2 separate regions of the Homo sapiens genome follow, and region 1 is linked to region 2. A link is an interaction called in ENCODE POLR2A ChIA-PET data of the cell type or tissue named here. Cell type or tissue: Panc1. All regions are shown on one strand. Each heading gives the region's core, and the rest is flanking DNA. Links, peaks and the distances in the headings are about the cores only. Region 1 has its middle 7.0 kb from the start of SPINDOC. Region 2 has its middle 13 kb from the start of COX8A.

Evidence for each region. ChIA-PET counts read pairs that join two places held together with the same protein. Peaks named below come from ENCODE experiments on the same cell type or tissue, not always from the same donor. Only the 100,000 strongest peaks of a DNase experiment are listed, where the experiment ranks them.
Region 1: POLR2A ChIA-PET joins it to region 2 with 6 read pairs; 7 of 35 experiments call an interaction of 5 or more read pairs at or near these places.

Annotation. Positions count from the first base shown.
Region 1 is chr11:63,804,237-63,808,620 of GRCh38, reverse strand. No RefSeq gene overlaps it. Among named protein-coding and RNA genes, the nearest start is that of SPINDOC, 7.0 kb to the left of the region's middle. In Panc1, for the core only: no CTCF peak of the experiment used is centred there; no DNase peak of the experiment used is centred there.
Region 2 is chr11:63,959,279-63,963,662 of GRCh38, reverse strand. No RefSeq gene overlaps it. Among named protein-coding and RNA genes, the nearest start is that of COX8A, 13 kb to the left of the region's middle. RefSeq lists an enhancer at 1,879-2,436. In Panc1, for the core only: no CTCF peak of the experiment used is centred there; no DNase peak of the experiment used is centred there; H3K27ac peaks cover 233 bases.

The DNA of each region.
Region 1 (4,384 bases), core at 97-4,096, 150 kb after region 2:
ACAGAGTGAGACTCCGTCTCAAAAAAAAAAAAAAAAAAATTAGCTTGGTGTGGTGGAGTGCCCCTGTAATCCCAGCTACCTTGATGTCTGAGGCATGAGAATCGCTTGAATCTGGGAGTTGGAGGTTGCAGTGATCTGTGATTGTGCTACTGCACTCCTGCCTCGGCACTCCTGCCTCGGTGACAGGGCAAGACTCTGTCTCAAAAAAAAAAAAGAAAAAAAATCTGCAAGTCTAAAAGAGCTCTTTTTTTTGTTGTTGTTGGGACAGAGTCTCACTCTGTCTCCCAGGCTGGAGTACAGTGGCACGATCTCGGCTCACTGCAACCTCCATCTCCCAGGTTTCAGTGACTCTCCCATCTCAGCCTCCTGAGTACCTGTGATTACAGGCGTCCGCCATCACACCCGGCTAATTTTTTGTATTTTTAGTAGAGATGGGGTTTCACCATGTTGGCCAAGCTAATCTCGAACTCCTGATCTCAAGTGATCCGACTGCCTTGGTCTCCCAAAGTGCTGGGATTACAGGCATGAGCCACTGCACCGGCCTAAAAGAGCTCTTTTAATTTTTTTTTTTTTTTTTTTGAGACAGAGTCTTGCTCTGTTGCCCAGGCTGGAGTGCAGTGGCGCTATCTTGGCTCACTGCAACTTCCACCTCCCGGGTTCAAGCGATTCTCCTGTCTCAGCCTCCTGAGTAGCTGGGATTACAGGCATGTGCCACCATGCTCAGCTAATTTTTGTATTTTTAGTACAGACGAGGTTTCATCATGTTGGCCAGGCTGGTCTTGAACTCCTGACTTCAAGTGATCTACCCACCTCGGCCTCCCACAGTGATGGGATTACAGGCATGAGCCACCGAGTCTGGCCAAAAGAGCTCTTTTAATAAACGTAAAATAAAATTCCAAGTGATAAGAGATCATTGTCATAGTTTGGCAGTATTTTTTTCTTTGGGGATACATAAAATAATGGTTCATCTTGCAAACCATGATGTCCTAGATTTAATGAAATGTGGCTAGTTGCTAAGGCAGGACCCAACCCTAGCTCTATCCCCTGTCCTTGCTCTTAAACACTGCAATGCTTAGATGAAGAAACCAAATCAAACAACATGAAAGTCACAGAAGCGAATTGGTCGGCCTGCAAAGCCAGGCCTTCTGCCTTGCATACCTGCTCTGCTGAGCAAACCTTCTCTGCGCTGAGCTCTGAGGGAAGACTCCAGACCATCTTCAGTGGAGTTATTAGGAATTCCAGGAATTCTCCTCCACCAGCTACACAGCTACATAGAAAGTGCCATATACAGGAATCAAATTTTTGTTTGTTTGTTTGTTGTAGAGGCAGAGTCTGGCTCTGTCACCCAGCCTGGAGTACAGTGGCGAAATCATAGCTCACCACAGCCTCGAACTCCTGGGCTCAAGCGATCCTCCCGCCTCAGCCTCCCAAAGTGCTGGGATTACAAGTGTGAGTCACTGTGCCTGGCCAAGAATTGGAATTTATTTATTTAATTTATTGTTATTATTACATATATATTTTTGAGGTGGAGTCTTGCTCTGTCGCCCAGGCTAGAGTGCAGTGGCACGATCTCTGCTCACCGCAGCCTCTGCCTCCTGGGTTCAAGCAGTTCTCCTGCCCCAACCTCCTGAGTAGCTAGGATTACAGGTGCGCGCTACCATGCCCAGCTAATTGTTTGTATTTTTTTTTTTTTTTTTTGAGACAGAGTCTTGCTCTGTAGCCCAGGCTGGAGTGCAGTGACGTGATCTTGGCTCACAGCAAGCTCCACCTCCCGGGTTCACACCATTCTCCTGCCTCAGCCTCCCGAGTAGCTGGGACTACAGGCGCCCGCCACCACGCCTAGCTAATTTTTTTGTATTTTTAGTAGAGATGGGGTTTCACCGTGTTAGCCAGGATGGTCTTGATCTCCTGACCTTGTGATCCACCCACCTCAGCCTCCCAAAGTGCTGGGATTACAGGCGTGAGCCACTGCGCCTGGCTAATTGTTTGTATTTTTCGTAGAGATGAGGTTTCACCATATTGGCCAGGCTGGTCTGGAACTCCTGACCTGGTGATCCACCTGCCTCGGCCTCCCAAAGTACTGGGATTACAAGTGTGAGCCAATGCGCCTGGCCCCATTTTGTATTTTTATAGAGTCAGGGTTTCCCTATGTTGCCCAGGCTGGTCTCAAACTCCTGGGCTTAAACGATCCTCCCACCTCAGCCTCACAAAGTGCTGGAATTACAGGCATGAGCTACTGTGCCCAGCCAGGAATCTTAATTGTTGAGACAGCTTCCTGTGGAGGAGAGAGGGTAGACCCTTACTAATCTAAGTTATGTCTGTAACTCGTCTTTTGACTTAGCGAATTTGGCCTTGAGACATGAGATTCCTAGGACGGGGCAGGACAGACTGAAAACAGGAAGAGTGGAGAACCAATGGCTTCTGTCCCAGCAAATAGTTGCTCCAGGCCACTCCCCATGGTGTCCCCTAGGCTGGAGGCCCAAGCTGGAGGAAGCATTTCCTTTTGGCACAGCTTTTATTGTTGGTAGCATTTTAGGACACCAGTGACAAGCTGAGACAGCGAGTGGACTGCCTCAAGTGGGAATAGCTGTGGGGATATTGAAATATGGGGGCCGGGCGTGGTGGCTCATGCCTATAATCCCAGCACTTTGGGAGTCTGAGGCAGGCGGATCACGAGGTCAGGAGTTCGAGAGCAGCCTGGCCAATATGGTGAAACCTCATCTCTACTAAAAATACAAAAATTAGCCAGGCTGCTAATTTTTGTAAAAATACAAAAATTACAGGTGGTGGCACGCACCTGTAGTTCCGGCTACTCAGGAGGCTGAGGCAGGAGAATCACTGGAACCCGGGAGGCGGAGGTTGCAGTGAGCCGAGATTGCACCGTTGCACTCCAGCCTGGGTGACAGAGCAAGACTCCGTCTCAAAAGAAAAAGAAAAAGAAATATGGGTGGGCTGCTGTAGCAAGTGGACTAGACCCAGCTCCAAGTGAGGAGAGGGCTGTCTGAAGCCTAGGTAAGGGCAGGGGGGCTTCACTCTTAACTGGCTTGGCATTTAGTAGTGGTCTTTAGCAAAAGCCATAATAAATATATAGCCATGCTCTTCAGCTCAGTAATCCTATTGCCAGCTTATCCTAAAGTCATCCAAAAGAAGAAAAGTAATGACCTAACAGCAATGTTGGTATCAGTTCAGCCCCTAAAACTTAGCACTCCTTGGTGAAATTTTATTCAGTTGTTGTGTGTGGTCAGAAGTCCATCTCTTGGTCCCACATCCGTTGGAACCCCACTGTTATGAAACTTGGCACGTTGTGCTGTAATTATTTGTTTGCAGGACCAGTTTTTGTCCATCTTTATAGTTGCAGCATCAGCCCAGAATCTGTGGTGTTAGCACCAGCTGGGTGGCCACATTTTAGGGTTCTTGTTGCAGAACTCTCAATCTAAACTAGCTCAAGGTCAGGTGTGATGGCTCACGCCTGTAATCCCAGTAGTTTGGGAGGCTGACGTGGGTGGATCACCTGAAGTCAGGAGTTCCAGACCAGCCTGGACAACAAGACAAAACCTCATCTCTATTAAAAATATAAAAATTGGCTGGGCGTAGTGGCTGACACCTGTAACCCCAGCACTTTGGGACACCGAGGTGGGCAGATCACAAGGTCAGGAGTTTGGGACCATCCTGGCTAACACGGTGAAACCCCGTCTCTACTAAAAATACAAAAATTAGCTGGGTGTGGCGGCAGGCGCCTGTAGTCCCAACTACTCGGGAGGCTGAGGCAGGAGAATCGCTTGAACCCGGGAAGTGGAGGTTGCAGTGAGCCGAGATCGTGCCACTGCACTCCAGCCTAGGCGACTGTCTCAAGAAATAAATAAATAAATATACTAGCTTGAACAAAATGGGGGATTTATTGGCTCATGGAACTGAAGGAAGGGCTGAATGCCCAATTGTGGGAAGGGCAGGGATACAGGCCGACTTTAGGAATAACCGGACCCAGGACATAAATGCTACCAGGACGTTCTTTTCACCCCCAGTCTCTGCCTCTGTTTGTGTACATCAGCCATACTCCCTTTCCTGCAGCCTGTCTTTTTCCACATGGCAGGAGATGGGCCACTAATTCCCACAGACTAGCTTCTAGCTCTGTACATGTCAAACCTGTTTCTCCTCCTCTGTCCACGTGTGTGTTCAATGCTAGGCACTGTTTACATCCTCGTATCACCAAATGACTTTCTGCCCTGCACGTTGGTGTAATAAAATGAGGTGAGTCAGATTGGCGGGCATAGAATTATTCCTGGAAGCTGTTCCTACTTTTTTGTTAAAGTATCCTGTATTGTCTGATATTTTTGCTTTTATAATCAGAATTTAAAATGCCATTTCTATTTTTTAAGAAAAGACC
Region 2 (4,384 bases), core at 294-4,293:
GTCTCGCTATGTTGCCCAGGCTGGTCTCGAACTCCTAATCTCAAATGATCCTCCCACCTGGGCAGAGTATATATTTTTGTATTACAAAAACATTTTTGTATATTACAATAATATACTTTTTTGTATATATTTTGTAATATATTACAAAACAATGTTTGTATCTTAGAAGAGACAGGGTTTTACCATGTTGCCCAGCCTGGTCTTGAACTCCTGAGCTCAGACATTCCACCCGCTTTGGCCTCTCAAAGTGCTGGGATTACAGGCAAGAGCCACCATGCCCAGCCTAGGGCAATTCTTACTGCTTAAAAGTAAGCAAGCCTGGGTGCAGTAGCTCACGTCTGTGATCTCAGCACTGTGGGAGGCCGAGGTGGGCAGATCACCTGAGGTCAGGAGTTCGAGACCAGCCTGGCCAACATAGTGAAACCCCATCTCTACTACAAATACAAAAACTAGCCGGGCATGGTAGCACACACCTGTAGTCCCAGTTACTCGGGAGACTGAGGCAGGAGAATCCCTTGAACCCAGGAGGCAGAGGTTGCAGTGAGCCGAGGTCGCAGTACTGCCCTCCAAGCTGGGTGACAGAGCAAGACTCCATCTCAAAATAATAAACGAGCAAGGAGAGGGGGGTTTGTTGGTCCAATGAGGGAGGTGTGCCCCATGTGGTGACAGGCTCTCTGTGACAGGAACCTTCCACAGGACAGGGACCCCCTCTATCACCCTGGACAGCTGCTGTGCTGCCTGCAAAGACGGGGAGCTCAGTTCCCCCGCCTGGGACTGCCCCCACGCTCCGATTGCTTGCTAGGGAGTCCCTCCCTACTAAGGGGTGAGACCTAAATCTCTTGAGCCCTTGGTCTCTCTGATCCCCGGGCTCAACCTGTTCCCTCCTGAGTGGGGCACTAGGAATAGATCCCAAGCCTTGGCGATGGGTAGGGGAGCTGGTCCAGGCTTCCTGTCACTGATTGTCATACCAGGTGCCCCACCCCAGAGGCGGCCCCCAGACCCACTGCTTACACATGGCCTGGACAAACACTGGGTCTCCCCACCCCAGGCCTGGCCCTCTCCCCATGAAAGGCTCTGGACCAGCAGCTGCTCTTGTCCAAATATGGAACTGCGAGGCCTGGGGAGGGAGCTGCACCCCAGTCCTGAGGGGCCAGCAGGTAAGAACCCTCAGCTGCCCCTCCTCTGCACACTTTCTAGAGCTTGCCACCTCCCAAAGCATCTGATCTGGAGCTGGTAAGAACCTGAGCTTTGGGTATCCAGTTTCCCTACCTGGCCTGGTCTCTCCTCCTGGCACATCAGGTGGGTGCCAGGCACTGAGCCCTGGGGCTGGCCAGGAGGGCTGCATGGTGAGGATGCAAAGAAGCCAGCCCTGTGCTTTCAGAGGGCAGCTGGGGCCTCTTCATCTGCCTGTGGGTGGGGAATGACTCTTGGGGTGACGGCAGCAGCAGGAGACTCTAGTGAAGCTGCAGGAAGGGCCCAGTGCCCAGAGGTGGAGGGTGAACAAGGGCCTCGGGGAAGGAGATACAGGCCTAACACTGGGGTGCTGGGTACCTCGAGAATGCACCTTTCCCTCCGTGGGCCTTAGCTTCCCCATCTGCAAAATGGGGGCGCTAATGCAAACTCCAGGAGAAGATGGAGGGAGAGACGGCATCACTGGAAGAGCTAGTTTGGGAAACCTAACCAGGCAACGGTCAAGGGAGGGGGCGGGACAGAGACAAGGATCTTAGAGGAGTGTTTGCTCTTCCTGGGATACAGCTGTTGCCAGGCATCCAGGGGACAGGCCCAGACACAGCTGTCGGGGGCGGGGTTGGGGGTGGAGGGGTTGCTCTCTAGGCAGGCACAGCTGTACTGGCTGGGGCACCCCAGGGTTCCAGCAGCGGGAGGGAAGGGTGCAAGCTGAGGGCTGGGCGGGCCTGCCGAGAGCCTGTGGTGGTTAACCCCTTCCGGAACGCAGTCCACAGCCAGCAGCCCTGTGTGGTAAGGGCGAGATCACCGCATTTGCACCCATGTGGGACGGTGGCTCCAGCTTGGTGAAGACTGGCTTCTCAGGCCACGTTTCCCTCCATCATGGGCTGGCCCCCAGACTCACCCCTACCAGGCTGGAACCACATCCAGGCCCCTCTGCCTTCTGAGCCCCTAGCCTGCGCTCATAGCTCCAATACCCATGGGCCTCTCTTGTTTCTGGACCCCTGATCAGCTTAGGGCAGGTCCCCACTCCTTTTCATGTTCCTGGACACCAATCTCACTGCCAGGACCCTCAGAGGGCTCTAGCCTGAGTGCCCCATCCCTGGACCCCTCCAGCCACATACCCCACCTTTCCCCATCCCATATATCCAACATTCAGGAGAGGGGCCGCCACAGGAGCGGTCCCCCCACAGCTCCCACATGTGACACCCGTGTGGCCCACCTGCCAGGCATCGAGCTAGGCACGGGGGCAGTTCCACATCATGACCAACTTCAAGGGCATGTGCTGCCCCACGCCATCCACAGTGCCTGCACTTGGCGGCTTGAGACCTCACTACGATCCTCAGTGGACGTGGCTGCCTAGTCCTTTGTCACCACTGAGGGGCTCAGGGCCAGGGAGCCGGACAGGAGCCACTAGTGTCCAGGCCACCCGTCAGCCTCACCTGCTGCAACAGAGCCATCCTGTATCAGAGCATGACCCCAGAGAGGTGCAGGGCCTGGCTTTCAACAGCCAAATCAGCCACAGCTGGCTCTCACCCTGCTCCCGATCTCCCAGCTGTGGCCTACCAAGCCCTGCTCTGAGTCAAACAGCCTCCACCCCTTAGGGGGCTCCCAGCCTGGTCCCATTTCTCAGGGCCTCCTCCCTCCAGCACTGGGGTGGCCTGCACTAAGCACCAGCGCCACATGATGTGACCTCAGCCCCAGCCCTGCCAGTCCGTAGGGACTATTAAATGTTCACCTTAATAGAATTAACACTCCACAGCAGGGCCAGGCTTGGGAGCTCACGCCTGTAATCCCAGCACTTTGGGAGGCCGAGGTGGGTGGATCACCTGAGCTCAGGAGTTTGAGACCAGCCTGGCTAACATGGTGAAACCTTCTCTCTACTAAAAATACAAAAATTAGCTGGGTGTGATGGCGTATGCCTGCAGTCTCAGCTACTCAGGAGGCTGAAGTGGGAGGATCACCTGAGCCCAGGAGGTTGAGGCTGCAGTGAGCTGATTGTGCCACTGCACTCCAGCCTGGTGACAGAGATCTTGTCTCAAAAAAACAAACAAACAAAGAAAACAACCCACAGCAGACTCCTAAAGCCCCAATACAGGTTCTAAGGTTCTCTTTGCTCACTTCAGCATAGTAGGAATCCAGGAACGTAGATGGAATCACAGAAACCGACATCCTGTCCAGGGCAGCACTGCATAATACCCTGGCATTGCAGGCCAGAAGCAGGAGACACCACCCTTGTCCCCAGCACCAGGAGTAGCAAGGTGGGGCAGGAGAGGCCTCTGGGGCCCATAGCTCCTGCTCAGGAAGAAGCTGGGCCTCTCACAGTCGCCGTGGGGCAAGGCAGCATAGGGAGGGAAGGGACCTAGTCAGGTACACAGCTGTGGGTGTCCTTGGCTTGCTCCTGTCTTTTCTTTCCCAAGCTGCAGGTTACCTAACTGTGAAACGGGGATAACACCTCCTACGCTGTGTTCAAATCTTGGCTCTGCCATTTACTACTGGGCCCATGAGCAAGTTACTTTTCACTCTCCATTTATCTTTTTGAGAGAGTCTTGCTTTGTCGCCCAGGCTGGAGTGCGGTGGGGCAATCTCGGCTCACTGCAGCCTCTGCTTTCCAAGTAGCTGCGATTACAAGCACACATCACCATACTAAGCTAATTTTTTTTTCTTTTTTTGAGATGGAGTCTCGCTTCTTCGCCCAGGCTGGAGTATCTGGCACAATCTTGGCTCACTGCAACCTCCGCCTCCCGGGTTCAAGCGATTCTCCACCACGTGCCACCACGCCTGGCTAATTTTTGTATTTTTAGTAGAGACGGGTTCACCATGTTGGCCAGGATGGTCTCGATCGCTTCACCTCGTGATCTGCCTGCCTCAGCCTCCCAAAGGGCTGGGATAACAGGTGTGAGCCACTGTGTCCAACCTAATTTTTTGAGACGGAGTCTCACTGTCACCAGGCTGGAGCACAATGGCGTGATCTCGGCTCACTGCAACCTCCGCCTCCCAGGTTCAAGCGATTCTCCTGTCTCAGCCTCCCAAGTAGCTGGGAACACAGGCATGCGCCACCAAGCCCAGCTAATTTTTATGTTTTTAGTAAAGACGGGATTTCACCCTGTTGGCCAGGATGGTCTCGATCTCCTGACCTCGTGATCCACCCGCCTCGGCCTCCCAAAGTGCTGGGATTACAGGAGTGAGCCACCGCGCC